Linked DNA regions of Homo sapiens: region 2 is linked to region 1. A link is an interaction called in ENCODE POLR2A ChIA-PET data of the cell type or tissue named here. Cell type or tissue: PC-9. All regions are shown on one strand. Each heading gives the region's core, and the rest is flanking DNA. Links, peaks and the distances in the headings are about the cores only.

Region 1 (7,752 bases), core at 1,574-5,573:
TCTCTCAAAAAACAATAATAAAAATAAAAATAAACAAAAAAACAGGTTCCAGGGACTACCCAACTTATTTCCACCAAATGAGTAATTCCCATTTATTTAAGGAATCAATAATTCTCCATCTCCAAAGGTTGCTCCTACTCCCACAGAGATTTTCTAGCACACCCCTAACACCTTCTTTTAAACACATAATTGGGCCAGGCACGGTGGCTCATGCCTATAATCCCAGCACTTTGGGAGACCGAGGTGGGCAGATCAGCTGAGGTCAGGAGTTCGAGACCAGCCTGCTCAACACTGCAAAACCCTGTCTCTACTAAAAATACAAAAATTAGCCAGGCATGGTGGCACGCACCTGTAGTCCCAGCTACTCGGGAAGGCTGAAGCAGGAGAATCGCTTGAACCCAGAAGGCGGAGGTTGCAGTGAGTCAAAATCGTGCCACTGCCCTCCAGCCTGGGTGACAGAGCGAGACTTCGTCCACACACACACACACACACACACACACACACACACACACACACAAAACACATGACTGTTTATAAACTAGAAGACTTCAATTAATTTTGTAACTAGTATTATTAGACATTACATAAGTGGCAAGAATCTTACATTATTTTTGTATTTTAGTCAGAACAGAATATTGTGAATTTTAGGGATATAGTTTAGATTGATTTTAAAAAATAGCTTTAGTTTCTTATTTTATGCCTAGATACTTTATAGTCATTATAGTTTGTGTAGGCCTTTTTTAATTATAATTTTTAGATTAATTACTAACTTCCCCCCCTCAAGGGGTCGTAATGAAAGAATTTTAAAGTAGTGAAAGAACTTTCAAAAGCATAACAAGTTTAAGTTACTGATATGGTTTGGCTATGTCCTTACCCAAATCTCATCTTGAATTGTAGCTCCCATAATTCCATGTGTTGTGGGGGGACCTGGTTGGAGATAATTGAATCATGGGGGCAGTTTCCCCTATACTGTTCTCATGGTAGTGAATGAGTCTCAGGAGATCTGATGGCTTTATAAGGGGAAACCCCTTTCACTTGGGTCTCAATTCTCTCTTGTCTGCCACCATGTAAGACATGCCTATTTCCTTCCACCATGATTGTGATGCCTCCCCAGCCATGTGGAACTGTGAATCCATTAAACCTCTTTTTCTTTATAAATTACCCAGTCTTGGATATGTCTTTATCAGTAGCGTAAAACAGACTAATATAGTTACATTTTAAAAGGAAGAATTTATTGTTGGTTGTGGTGGTGTACCCCTGTAGTCCCAGCTACTTGGGAGACTGAGACAGGATGATCACTTGAGCCCTGGAGTTCAAGGCTGTAGTGCACTATTATCACACTCGTGAATAGCCACTGTACTCTAACCTGGACAAAACCGTGAGACCCTGTCTCTCCCAAAAAAAAGGATTAATTCATTCAAAAAATATTTACTAAGAACCTATTACGTGTATAAGGCTGGAACTGACATAGGATAATGGGGGATGCTGGGACAATTATAAAACTAGAGAGACAATGCATCTGCTGTCAAGAAGTTAGTATTAAGTACATAAATATCTAACAAAATGTACAAAGAGTTAAATACCCTAAGAAGTACAGCTGAAGTGCAGTGAATGTTCAAAGGAGGAAAGAAAGATTACTTCCAGCTTGGAGAAGAAAGACAGGCTTAAAAAAACACACACAGACACACTTAAGCTAGGCATTGAAGGACAGAAAGAATTTGCGCTGATAGAAATAGGGATGGAGAGAGGGATAAGACATTTCAGGCAGATAAGGACCCAGCCTGCTGCCTGTCATAGGGAACACTGAAAACAAACAACAACAAAATAGCTAACTGGAATGAGGTGGGAATAGTACAGTATTTTTGAAAAGCTAAAAGAAGCTGACACAATTAGATAGTGGAGAAAGAATGTTAGCTTAATAAAATGGGGAATATATGTTCTTTTTCCGGTTATTTGTATGTGTGTGATTTTTTGGAGTGGCCCAACAGTCATGGATGATATCCTAGAAAATGAAGAGCCAGTCTATGGCCGTAACACCCTGAATGCACCCGATCTCATCTGATCTCGGAAGCTAAGCAGGGTCAGGCCTGGTTAGTACTTGGATGGGAGAAAATGAAGAGCCAGGCTGGACGTGGTGGCTGATGCCTGCAATCCCAGCACTTTGGAGGTCAAGGGGGGAGGATTGCTTGAGCTCAGGAGAACGAGGCCAGCCTGGGCAACACAACAAGACCTCGTCTCTACTAAAAACAAAAAAAAATTAGGTAGTGCACCTGTGGCTCTAGCTACTCAGGAGGCTGAGGCAGGAGGATCATTTGAGACCAGGAGATCAAGGATGCAGTGAGTTGTGAACACACCACTGCATTCCAGCCTGGGGGACAAGGCGAAACCCTGTCTCCAAAAATCAAACAAACAAGAAAAGAAAATGAAGAGTCGATAAAATGTAAAGATAAAAGTATTTCAGAAAGATCAATCTGGTTACAGGCACAAGATGGACTTGATTCTGGGAAAAAATATGTTGCAATAACCTGGCTAGAAAAGGATGGGATCAGTTAATAGGGTTGACAAAGAAAAAAGAGAAAAAAATGGGAGACTTAACTGGCAATGGAATTAAAAGCAAGAAAACATAGAATGACCTTTCAAAGGCAATGAACAAATCTTGGGAATGTTCAAGATATGAAAGATGATTGACAGCAGAATCAAAGTCAATTTTAAAGTTTTGAACAGAGAAATTAATAATTAAGTCCTACAGTTTATAAATAAAAATCTACTCTGGTAGGTAACTGTATAATTTTTTTACGTTAGAATACAATTTATTTCAAACCTAACAAAATAAATAAATAATTTCCTCCCCCCTCCTATTGCCAAAGGAAGAAGTTTGACAGAGAGGAGACAAAGTGGTGCTGTGAAAGACACAAAGAAAATATGGTATCTGCCTGAGTCACATGAATCAAATGTGTTTATGGATCTTTTGCTATTATCACAGACCATGTTCAGAATTTGATGAAAGCTATGAACCCTCAATCCAGAGGGTTCATGCATGCACATGTATTTTGCTATAATTCCACTGGTTTCAAGAAACCTATCTACGAATCCCAAATTAAGAACCCTTAGCCTATAATTTGACCTTAACAACCTATTTCCAGCAGAAAGAGAAAAGGAATTAGGAGATACTGCATTCTTATCAGTTCCTGAACCTGAATTCATTTTCCATTTGCTACCAACTAAAGGTTTATTTTCACAACCCAGTTCTGCCTTTATTAAACTATGGGACTTTGGGCAGTCACTTCAGTTCTGTAAGCCTGAGTTTCTTCATGTTAGGGGATTATAGTACCAATTTTATAGGCGTTATTATGAGGATCAAAGATGCCCTTTCATCTCTTGGTTACTCTCAAATTAGTCAGTTCTATTTATCATAAAACTAATCATTTTCTAAAATTATCTTATTCCCATATTTGTTATTATCCTCCAGTCACCCCAATTAATTCACCACTAATGTGAGATCCATTAGAGCAAGAAGGTTCTCCATTAGTTCACTGATGTATTCCCAGCCCAGAGCCTGATACACATCAATGACTAATATCTGTTGACAGTCTGAAGTGAATTAATGTGCATAAAGCACTTAGCTGGGTTTCTCAATAAATATTTATTACTATTATTAAATAGCTTTGAGGCTAATAATCCTTACTTAATCCTTATAAACTTTCTAGTAAAAGCGAATGGGATACTACACCAATCAAGACTGTGGTACAGGTATAAGAACAGACATAGAGATCACCTAAATACAATCAAAAGTCCAGAAATAAACTAGTATTTATAGTCAATTTGTCAGAGGCATTTGAACCAGGCCACTCCATTTTGACTGAGGGCTAGGAAAATGAGGCTGGGACTTGCCGGGCTGCATTCTCAGAAAGTTAGGCATTCCTAGCCTCTAGGTGTTTATGGTTAAGGGAACAAATTAATAATGTTTACTAAACAGACCCACACTTGGGAGCTTCCAGCTATCCTGATATCTGGAGAACAAAGGCATTCCTAATTTTGCTTTAAAGTTTATAATATCCATTCTTGCAAAAATAGTTAATTAAGAAATTAATCCTTTATCACAAACCCTTGTAGCAGAACACATCTCCCCATATATACAAGCATTATACTTAGAGTGGATATGTTCCTCCTCTTACTTTCGGGAACGTCCTACTCTGTCTATGGAGTAGCTGTTCTTTCACTTTACTTTCTTAGTAAACTTGCTTTTACTTTGCACTGTGGACTCGCCCTGAATTCTTTCTTGAGTGAGATCCAAGAACCCTCTCTTCAGGTCTGGATTGGGACCCCTTTCCTGTAACAAACTGATTTTCAACAAAGGGGCCAAGATAAATTCAATGGGGGATATGATATTGGGACAACTGGATATCCACATGCAAAAGTACAAATCCAGACCCCTTCCTCACACCATATACATAATTAACTCAAAGTGTATCATAAACCTAAATACAAGAGCTAAAACTATAAAACTCTGAGAAGTAAAAAACGAGTAAAACTCTGTGATCTTAGGTTAGGCAACAATTTCTTAGATACAACACCCAAAGCAGAAGTGATAAAAAAGACACAGGACTTGAACTTCATTAAAATAAAATCCTTTTCATTAAACTATATGCCATTTTCATACTATGGCTACATACAGAGAGAAATAAGCATAGTTTCATGGATAAGAACATGGGCTCTGAAGTCAGATTCTTTTAGTCTAAATTTCATTTCCAATAATTACAAGCTATGTGACTGTTGGCAAATTAATCTGTCTCAATTTCTTCAACTGTAAGCTTTGCAAAGTGATTATTAGTAAGTACTTCCTGTTAGTCATTATAGAAACACTGTTTATAGTTGAGCCACATGGTATACCAATTGTACTTCTTGTACAACTTTTTGCTTTTTTCCAGAATAATTGTCTTTTTAATTTTGTTTGCTTAGTTTTCTATTAAAGTGTCACTAACTGTTTCCCAAAACTTTTTGATAGGCAAAAGACATTAATATGCTTTTCCCTAAGGAGGAAACACAAACAGCCCATAAAGATATGAAAAGGTTTCCAATTTAAGATACATAAAATTTAAATTACAGTGAAGTATCATATTTCACATCCATCATGTTGACAAAATATAGGAAGCCAGACATTAACAGGTATTAACAAGGAAACAGGGAAGATTATTTGGAAAACTGTAAGGCATCACCTAATAAAATTAGACAGGTGTCCTTCAACCTGGTAATTTTACTTTACAGAGAACCTCCTGCACATAGGCATCAAAACACACATATAAGAATGTTTGTAGACACATGTCTATAAAAGCAAAGAATAAGAAGCAAGCTAAATATGCATCACCAATAGAATATACAAACTGTGATGTATCTGGGTAATAGAATATAGCATAGCAGTGAAAATAAATTTAAAAGTACATGAATCTGAAAAATACTTAGAGAAAGAAATAAGCACAGAAGACTGAATCCTGTATAATTCCATTAATAATAGTGTTCAAAAACAGGCAAAGCTAAATAATGTATTTTTAATGTATACATGCACAAGTGGTAAAACAATAAAGAAAAGCCAGGCACTGATTATCATGCAATTCAATACCAGTGTGGGAAACAGAGATGCTCTCGAGGAGAGACAAACAGGTTTCTAAGGTGCTGATAATGTTTTATTTCTTAAGCTAGGTGACGGACACATGAGAATTTATTATTCTTTGAACTGTACATATATACTTTACTTTTCTGTATGAGTATTTCACAATTTTAAACAAATAAAGCCTTTGAATTCTGTAAAACTTCTCTTAATATTTGGTCATTCACATTAAATAATCTACCAGGTCTATTTTTCACTCAAATTTCCATTTCTGGCATCCTCCATTCATCTGCTCCAAATAGGACTGCCTGCTGTCTGATATAATGAACTGCTAACAATTTAGTATCATCTCAGGAATTCTTCTTGCCTTTCACCTGTGTTGAATCCCTTATCCCATATCCCATATTTTTCTTGTTGTAGTCTCTTATTTTGATGAAACACATCCTCCATCAGCTTCATGAGAAAGGGACATTAATTTTGAAACTTTGCATGTTGAAAATAGCGTTCCCCATTTTCACACAATGACTGACAGTCTGCCTGAGTATAGACATCTTATATTAGGGACTGCTTCTGTCTATGGTAATTAATAGATCCAACTTGAGAAATATTGGCTAAAATTATATGTAAGTATTTGTGTGAAAAATATTATATAAATAGATGTTATATTTATACAATCATAGTGTATAATTATTAAATAATTATATATAATGATCTTATATATTGTAATTATATAGTCATTCGTTCTTCTTAAACGCATAGATGAGCTGGCAAGAAAGTAAGGAACAGGGAAGACCCAGGTCAAAAGTTAAGTAAGGTGGGAATCCAGAGAGGCACTTAGACCATTAAATCTGGCTTTTACCTTGATGGCATTTGCCAACTGTCTGAACTTGAAGTTTTGCGATGCACACAGAACAGGACACAAAGCCCGAGGTGGGAAGTCTTGCTGCGGAGCCCAGTAGGAAACCTTTCTCCATCAAGCTGGGATCCCAAAGAATCATAAGCTCAGTGAAAGGCTGAAACAGAATTAACTTTCTGCTTCTTACCACAATCTCAGGATTAAATTAAAAAATAAAAAATAAAATAAAAAAAGGCCTGTCTTAAAACTTAGCATTGAGAAGGGAGAAGCAAGAAAAAACAAAGACAGCTCTCAAACTGATATGGAGCTAAATACATATCATTTACATATCCCAAGAAGTTTCAAGATGAGAATGTAAAGTGGATCCAACTGGTAGTGCCCTCAGGACCCCCAAGAGAAACAAAGGCAAATCCTCTTTGAAGAATCAATCTTCATTCTAGGACTAAGAACTTTAAGAAAGTTCCAAGGCAAATGACCATCTCACAATCAAAAAGCATAAAATACGTGAGGAAACAGACCTGTAAAGAGTTCACATAAAGAAATTATCAAATACAATATAAAATAACTGCTTAACACATTTAAATGAACAGAAACTTGAAACAAGCTCCTAGAATGAAAAGAATTAAAATTAAAAAACAAATAGTCAAGTTTAACATATTAGACACAGCTAAGGAGAAGCGTAAACTAGTAGTGAATTTGTTCAGATACATCTAGATACATTTAGAATCCAAAATACAAATAGAAGATGGAAAATACAAAAGTTAAGAAATATGAAGGGAAGAGTAAATAAGTCTTAAATATGTCAAACTGAAGTTCTGAAAGGAAATAAAGACAGTGAAATAAAAGCAGTATTTGAAGAGGCCGTACAGGTTGAGTATCCCTCATCCAAAATGCTTGGGACCAGAAGGGTTTCAAATTTCAGTTTATTGTTTCCTTTTTAATTTTGGATTATCTGCATATACACAATGAGATATCCTGGAGATGGGACCTAAGTCTAAACACACAATTCATTTATGTTTAATAAAGACCTTATACACATGGCCTGGAGGTAATTTTAAACAATGTTTTTAATAATTTTGTGCACAAAACAAAGTTTGTGTAAACTGAACCATCAGAAAGCAACGGTGTCACTATCTTAGCCACCCATGTGGAAAATCTATGGTTGTTTGGCATCACCATCATTCCTGATTGAACTTACACGTTACTAATAATCATTTTTATTACACTTATTCACACATAAGTACTTAACAGTAAAAGATACAACATACCATTAATACAGTGAAAAAACATA
Region 2 (7,752 bases), core at 2,440-6,439, 170 kb before region 1:
GAACATTCTTATATGAATAAATGTTATTGTTCATGTGAAGGTATTTTTGTGGACAGAAATCTATGGGCCAAAAGGCATGTGCAATTTAAAATTTGATACTTGCTGTAAAAGCACTGTAAAAAGACTATCCCAGTTTACATTCCTACTAGCAGGGTATTACAGTGCTATGTACCCTCTAAACGTGAAGAGTCTATTCAATTTTTGCCATTCTTATGCCCATCTTTAAATGTTAGCCCTCTTCAACTCTCTTTGGCCTCTCTATGAAATATCATGGTATCTTAGACATGATAATATCCCAGATATTGTTATTCATATTTTTCCATAATAGCTATTCATATTTTTATGTAGGTTATTTGTTAGTGTGTGCCATTTATGAAACAGAAACTGCTTGAGTCTGGATTTTATATATCATCCATTAGTTTTAAGCAGATTAAAATTTCAGTTAATCTCATTCAACTTCTCATTAGTTTGGCCATGTACTCTGGTTACTTTAATTTCTACTATAACCAGAAAACCATTTTGTTTAAATTGTATATTAATATGTTTTTATGTATTTCTAAGGACAAATATACTGTAATATTTAGCACCTTTTATGTGCACTGGTTTATTATTCTGAATATTCATTATCATTGTATATACTATGGATGTTGAAGAAGCAAATAGAATGGACTGAATTCATATTAATCTTGAAGAGAGAAGTTATGTTTCATCTTATTTCCTTAATATTTGACTTTTCCAAAAAGAAAATATTGGAAAATTCCATGTAAGTCTTACTGTTATTATAAATGCATTTCTATTTGAAATTTGATATTCTTTTGTGAAGCACCATTTTCAGTGACAGGTATTCTTGAGATTTATGAAAATAAGTTAAAGTACACGACAATGAAATACAGAATCCCAAATATAGATGTTGGCATGCACTGCCTCACAAACCGTGTTTGGAATGAATTTGTATTCTCATTCTTAATTAAATTCACACTTAACACATAAAACGTTTTTATGGTCAACTTGTGCCATAGATAAATTGAATCGTTTTCTGTGATTTTTAAGGAGTAGAATTCATTTTGAATTGCAGAGGTCTAGGCAGGTAACTGGTAGGCATGTTTTGATGGTATTTATCCAGTAGTGTCTCTATTTCTCTTAAAACTTAATGTATTAGCCAGGTGTAGTGGCACATACCTGTAGTCCCAGCTACTCAAGAGGCTGAGGCTAGATCACTTGAGCCCAGGAGTTTGAGGTTACAGTGAACTATGATTGAAACCTAACATAGACTCTAACTTAATTGATGTCGTTTTTTACTAAGAGGTTTATTTTGGATTCAAAGCTCTTAAATATCAATTATTTTAAAAGAACATTCTTTGATATGCTATACAAATACTATAAAATTAAAAGATATATAAATCACCCTCAACAGGCCCTTTCTCCTTTGGGGACTCAGTGAATGGCAGGTATTATTTTATTATACATACAAAGAAGTAGCACTGTGGAATTTATATTGAATGTTGAACCTTGTGATATGTACATATTGACCCCTCAGAAGGGCTTAATATTAGGACTCTGCTTGGATTCCTGGTTAAGTTTTAATACTTCTTTTTTATAGAATCCCAAAACAAAAGAGCAGATTGAAAACCTGTTACGGAATGGGATGAACAAGGAGCTGCGAGATCGTCTTTGTTGCCGAATGACTTTTGGGACTGCAGGACTTCGTTCTGCCATGGGGGCAGGGTTTTGCTATATTAATGACCTTACAGTAATACAGTCAACACAGGTAAGTATTATAAAGTATTAAGAGTGTACTTTTGACTGGACATGGTGGCTCATGCCTGTAATCCCAGCAGTTTGGGAGGCTGAGGCGGGCAGATCACGAGGTCCAGAGATCGAGATCATCCTGGCCAACATGGTGAAACCCCGTCTCTACTAAAAATACAAAAATTAGGTGGGCATGATGGCGTGTGCCTGTAGTCCCAGCTACCCGGGAGGCTGAGGCAGGAGAATCGCTTGAACCTGGGAGTCGGAGGTTGCAGTGAGCCGAGATCGCGCCACTGCATTCCAGCCTGGCAACAGAGCGAGACTCTGTCTCAAAAAAAAAGTGTACTTTTTCTCAGTCTGGTTTTTTTTTTTTTTTTTTTTGGCTTTATAAATTAGGTAGTGCCATTCTAAACGCACACACACACAAAACTTTATTTCCCAGAAGTTACTGTTATGTAAGTAAAAACTGTAGACTCAATTCTGACCTTTAGTCTTGCTCAAGATTTTAGAAGTCATTTATGTATCTTCATGGTCACAGACTGACTTTCTGATTAAGCGTTATTTTGGTTGCCATTGTCAACTTCTTAACAATGTTGCTTTGCATTTGAAACCAAGAAATGTATATTAGCATATCCAATTAATACAAAGAAACAAACTTAGATAGAAGAAAATAATTACTCATTTTGGCATATGGCCATTTATAAAGGTTAACCAGAGTATTTGGAAAATTTAGTTGAAAATATTTTCCTCTATCACATATCCTTTATGTGGTTTTCTATATCCACATGAGAGTTAATATTAGTTGTGTAATATGATATAATTTGTGTTACTTCTCTCCATTGTTATGCAGCTCACTCTAGAAACAAATTGCTTCTCTTTGCAGTGAATCATCCTGTTTCAAATAACTATACTTTTGAGGCCAATAATGTATTTAGCTTATACTAAAAATAGTTCTGGGCTAGAGAATTGTTCAGTAGACATAATTCTAATTGATACTCCCAAACAGTAAATCATCTTTAACCTTATTCTGAGAGAATTCTCTAAAGCCAAGGCCTAATGCAGGGGTAGGAGAGAAGGAATGACAGGATGGTTACATAGGTAGAATACCTGCCCTCCTTCCTCACCCACACCTCCCCCTATTCCTCAACCAGAGATGCTTTAGTTCATTCTTTTCTTATACATTTAGTCTCTTCATATGCTTTGATTCGAAGTAAAGATTTCTTGACTTTACAAAAAGGGGTGGGGGAGGTGTTTGAAAAGCAATTTCTACAGAAGTGCACATTTTCACTGGATTTGGGATTCCATGGTGTGAAGTGGAAAAGCTGGATGGAATCTGATTCTTAAGCCCTAGCCCTTTTCACTCTATTAGGTTGGTGCAAAAGTAATTGAGGTTTTGGTCATTTTTTTTAATGGCAAAAACTACAATTACTTTTCCACCAACCTAATGCATATAGAGAAATAAGATGCATTCTGATAGCAGAGATTAATATGAGGGTCTATGAGGTTTTAGGATAGTATCACCATGAGAAATAAGTTGTTGAATCCAGCTGATATACTAAGCATGCACTCACTCATAGCTTATAGGTTGGGGAAATTAATTGTACTTGAGAGACTCAGGCACCAGAAGTCACTGGGACTTTGTTTGGTGCTACCACATACTTATTTAGCAGTGCCTGCCATATAATAGGTCTTCAATAAATCAGTATAACTTAGTTTTAGTTGAATGAATGGCCTTAGGCATGACATTACATGGAGCTTTAATCTTATTGTCTCCTATTCTTAAAAGAAATATTGAAAGAGACCAAATTAGAAATGGTGTCTGCGTTTCTTTCTTTTCAGGGTGTTAGGATTACATGTCCCATCTTTTATGTAGAACTAATTTTAAAGGACTGTAATAATATAAAATGTTAAAATGTTATTTTTAGATATTAAAGTATTTATTAAAGTTAAATAATTCATGAGATAGTTAAATGGTTTTAGTTTGTCATTGTGATGTTTTCAATATGAAATACTTTTTCATTATTTTGTCATCCATGACTGCAAATTTTCCTAGTCTATGGTGTTATTTTTCTGTGAGATTTTAAAACCAAAGAATTACAAATGGGATCATCCATCATAAGAAATGTTCTAGTGAAGAACTGTGTTGCTGATTAAAAATGTTTACATCATAAATAGGTCAAATCTTTTGGTTAACTTCAATCATATGATCTAGCAAGGACTTAAGACAATTAAAATTCTGTTTTCTAGAGCCTTCAGACAAGAAACAATTTTATGTTGGCTCTTCTAATCTTTTTTTTTTTTTTAGCTTATTGACGCTCATGTTTCTTCTGCTTTTCCTAATGTTTTACTTATTGTATTGGATTTAGTGGTTTAGTAGTGGTTACTAAATCGGTATTTCCATGGTATTAAATGTGTCTGAAACTCCAGGACATGTTTGTCATCTTACATTTCTGGATTGAACAGTATTGCTCCCACACTGGTAAACATGGGCATAAAGGCAGAAGCCACTTCCCTAGCAGCCAGTCAGCTGCACAGCAAACATAAAAATAAGAGATTCTGAGTCATATGAAATGCAAGCATCCATTAGAACTAATCTTTTGTGTTTATTTGCTTCAGGGGATGTACAAATACCTTGAGAGATGTTTCTCAGACTTCAAGCAGAGAGGCTTTGTGGTTGGGTATGACACTCGGGGTCAAGTAACTAGCAGCTGCAGCAGCCAGAGGTACAAAGTTAATTGTTTCAAAGATTAAGTTGAAATAGAATAAAACATATTTAAAACATTTTTTTGTCTAGTAGTAGGATTTCTGAAACAGTAGACTGTCAGATAGAAATGTGATCACATGCTAATATTTACTTTAAAGCTGAAATAGAAGAAAAAGTATCTCAAAGAAAAGCTTTAGATTTTACAGAAAGAAGTAAAAATTTAAAATATTTAGAGTTCATATTTAGAATGACATCATAGCTTATAACTTTAATATTTTGGCAAAGGCACCGGGTAGTAGTAATTATGTAGCTTATATTCTCATTATATGCCTATTAGATTAGTTTTAGGGTGTTTTTATAAATAGATAATCATGTAGTGATATCTTTCTTCAGGGGTAATAATGCATATTGAGTTTATCAAAGTCTCTTATATCACTTTTTCCATTCTTTTTGCCTTTTGCAGATTTTATTTCTTAGTAAAAGAGCCATCAAAAGATGAATGAGGGAAAAAGAGGAAATTGAAATATCAATTATGTTAGTTGTTAAACTCTTCTTTTAAAAAAACTTATTTATTTAAAATTTTCCAATTAGGGCATGAAGTTTAAATAATCAGTGATTATAAGAAAGGGCTATATTAGGATACTATTTATTCAGACTAATTATAATATGAAACATTTATGTGGAAGGTTGGTTTTTAAAAAGTATGGTAGGCAAAGGACTAAGTTAAATCTCTCTTTTTTTAGGCTTGCTAAACTCACTGCTGCAGTCTTGCTGGCCAAAGATGTTCCTGTGTACCTTTTTTCAAGATATGTTCCTACACCTTTTGTAGTAAGTGTGTTGTGTTGGTGATCATATAGCTTGCTGCTCTTGAAAACATTTCTTAAATCAACTAGGATTCAAATATTTTTTGTGCATGTAGTTCTGTATTGAGTAATATAAGGGACCAATGGAAGGAAAACAAATTTTGCTTTGAGTTTATTTTCATTCAACAGACATTTGTTAAACTTAGCTAAGAACTTGATCTATAAAAGTTGACAAGTCTACAGTTATAGTGAAATATGTTAACATCTTCTTTCAGAAATTGATTCATTGGGCAGACAAAAATGATGAAGGATAGATTTGAACACATTGTTAACAGGCTTGATCTGGGTGTGTGTGTGTGTATGTGTGTAAAAATTCTCTATTGAGTGACAATAGGATTTACATTATTATTAAGCAGAATCACAGTCTCAGCAAATGCCAAAGAACTGCTTATCAAGCCATATACCTGGATCCCATGCAATAAAATCAGAAATAAAAAAGCCCATAAATCTTCCCCTGTTTGGAATTTTTAAAACACATTCATAAACTATTCATGGATTAAGGAAGATAACATAATGCAGATTAGCAATGACAGACAGTCCTTGCTTTGCACGGAGCGTGGGGGCTATAAAGACAGCTGTACAAGCCAAAACCATGCCAAATGATCTTAATCATAAATGAGAAAAATTATGACTGTTCCATGACCTTTAACATTTTTTTTTGCCAAAACATTAAAAACACTCTTACTCTTGGTTAAAAATGTATAGGGAAAAGAAAAAACAATGATAAAATGAATGTTTATTTAGTACATTGTAATTTAAAACGTTAAGAAACATTGATAACTAAAGTACTTTATTTCTTTGTAAAAAGAACTTATCAGGAGGCCAGGGGCAATGTCTCATGCCTGTAATCCCAGCACTTTGGGAGGCCAAGGTGTGTGGATCACCTGAGGTCAGGAGTTTGAGACCAGCCTGACCAACACAACGAAACCCCATCTCTACTAAAAATACAAAAATTAGCCAGGTGTGGTGGTGCACGCCTGTAATCCCAGCTACTCAGGAGGCTGGGGCACGAGAGTTGCTTGAACCTGAGAGGCAGAGATTGCAGTGAGCTGAGATTGTGCCGCTGAACTCCAGCCTGGACAGCAGAGCAAGACTCCATGTCAATAAATAAATAAATTAATAAAACTTATCAGGAGATAAACAGAGCTTGCTTCTTGTGGTTATAATTTATTTATATTACAAGCAAGCATCTTTTCTGTGCCTTGGCAAATTGTTAATATACCTTTCTGAGTTTGGATTCACTTCCAGCATCTTATCCTTTGTTAATTTCAATGTCGTGAAATATCTCTGGGAGTTCCTTTAATATGAAGGTTTTTTTTGTTGGTGTCACTTCCTCTGGGACATCTTCATCCTTCTCATTACAGCCTCGTTCCTCGTTTAATCCATGTGTTCCCCTTCACTACACTTCCCTGGTAGTATGTCTAAAGTCTCTTGAATGGCAGCAGTGTCAGCATTCCCACTTATTTTTTCTATAACTCCATTTATGTTTAATTCAAATTTCTCTCTATTATTACTCCTTTTTGTTTCTTTGCTGCACTTTCACCTTTGTTGGCCAATTCCCACTTTCCATTATCCATTTTTGTACACTGTCATGTGGGTCTATTATTGGGAGAAAAGGAGGCAATAGAGCCACATGTTTTGCAGTTTGTGTGAGCGCTAAGTAACAGATGCTCAGTGACCAATCACTGACACCCTTTTGAAGAGTGATATGATTGATCACTCATCATGATGTGGCTGTGTTATAAATGTAGGGATGTGTGGACTGAAGAGTTAGAAGCCAAGTGTGTACTTGATGCAGTTATGGCTAATATTACCGTGGTAACTGAAATTTGAACGTGTTGTTGGGAGACTGGAGCTATTTTAACAAAAGCATAGTATCAGTAATTTTGTGTATAGGAACTGAGCAAAGCAAGGACTGCCTGTAGGTATTTAAAAGTGAGCAATAATGAAAATAATACATAGCAAAAATTATGGGATATAACTAAAGCCCTACTTAGAGGGAAATGTATAGCCTTAATGAATATATAAGGAAAAAAAAGATTTTAAAATAATAAGTTGGCTTTCACTTAACATGTTTGTGCTAAAACAGAAGAAATCCAAAAAAGTAAAAGGAAGGAAATCTTATAATAAAGGTATGAGGAAAAATCAAGTAAATAGAAAATAAAGAGGGTATCAACAAAAGCAATATCATACTATAATGCTTTTCCTGTTATTTAATCAAAATTATTCTCATGTCAAATGTGTAAATAGCTAGGAAGCAAAATGGAATTATGGTGTTATTTATTTTTCAGCCATATGCAGTTCAGAAGCTCAAAGCAGTTGCAGGTGTGATGATTACTGCCTCTCACAACCGCAAGGAAGACAATGGATACAAGGTAAACCTTGGACTCCTGACCTTTGCTTATCTTATAGTTCATCTTTTTTATTCAAATAATA

What was found. ChIA-PET counts read pairs that join two places held together with the same protein. Peaks named below come from ENCODE experiments on the same cell type or tissue, not always from the same donor. Only the 100,000 strongest peaks of a DNase experiment are listed, where the experiment ranks them.
Region 2: POLR2A ChIA-PET joins it to region 1 with 5 read pairs; 4 of 35 experiments call an interaction of 5 or more read pairs at or near these places.

What each region holds. Positions count from the first base shown.
Region 1 is chr11:74,193,123-74,200,874 of GRCh38, reverse strand. All of the region lies in intron 1 of PPME1 (protein phosphatase methylesterase 1), which reads right to left. It also overlaps the pseudogene RNA5SP343. Among named protein-coding and RNA genes, the nearest start is that of PPME1, 26 kb to the right of the region's middle. In PC-9, for the core only: no CTCF peak of the experiment used is centred there; no DNase peak of the experiment used is centred there; H3K27ac peaks cover 967 bases.
Region 2 is chr11:74,368,431-74,376,182 of GRCh38, reverse strand. It overlaps PGM2L1 (phosphoglucomutase 2 like 1), which reads left to right. Exons shown (of 14, transcript NM_173582.6): 2 at 1,601-1,768; 3 at 4,366-4,472; 4 at 5,197-5,281; 5 at 7,608-7,691. LOC112268078 (a long non-coding RNA gene) reads right to left here. Exons shown (of 3, transcript XR_002957258.2): 3 at 7,452-7,752. Among named protein-coding and RNA genes, the nearest start is that of PGM2L1, 26 kb to the left of the region's middle. In PC-9, for the core only: no CTCF peak of the experiment used is centred there; a DNase peak (open chromatin) is centred at 4,322; H3K27ac peaks cover 1,133 bases.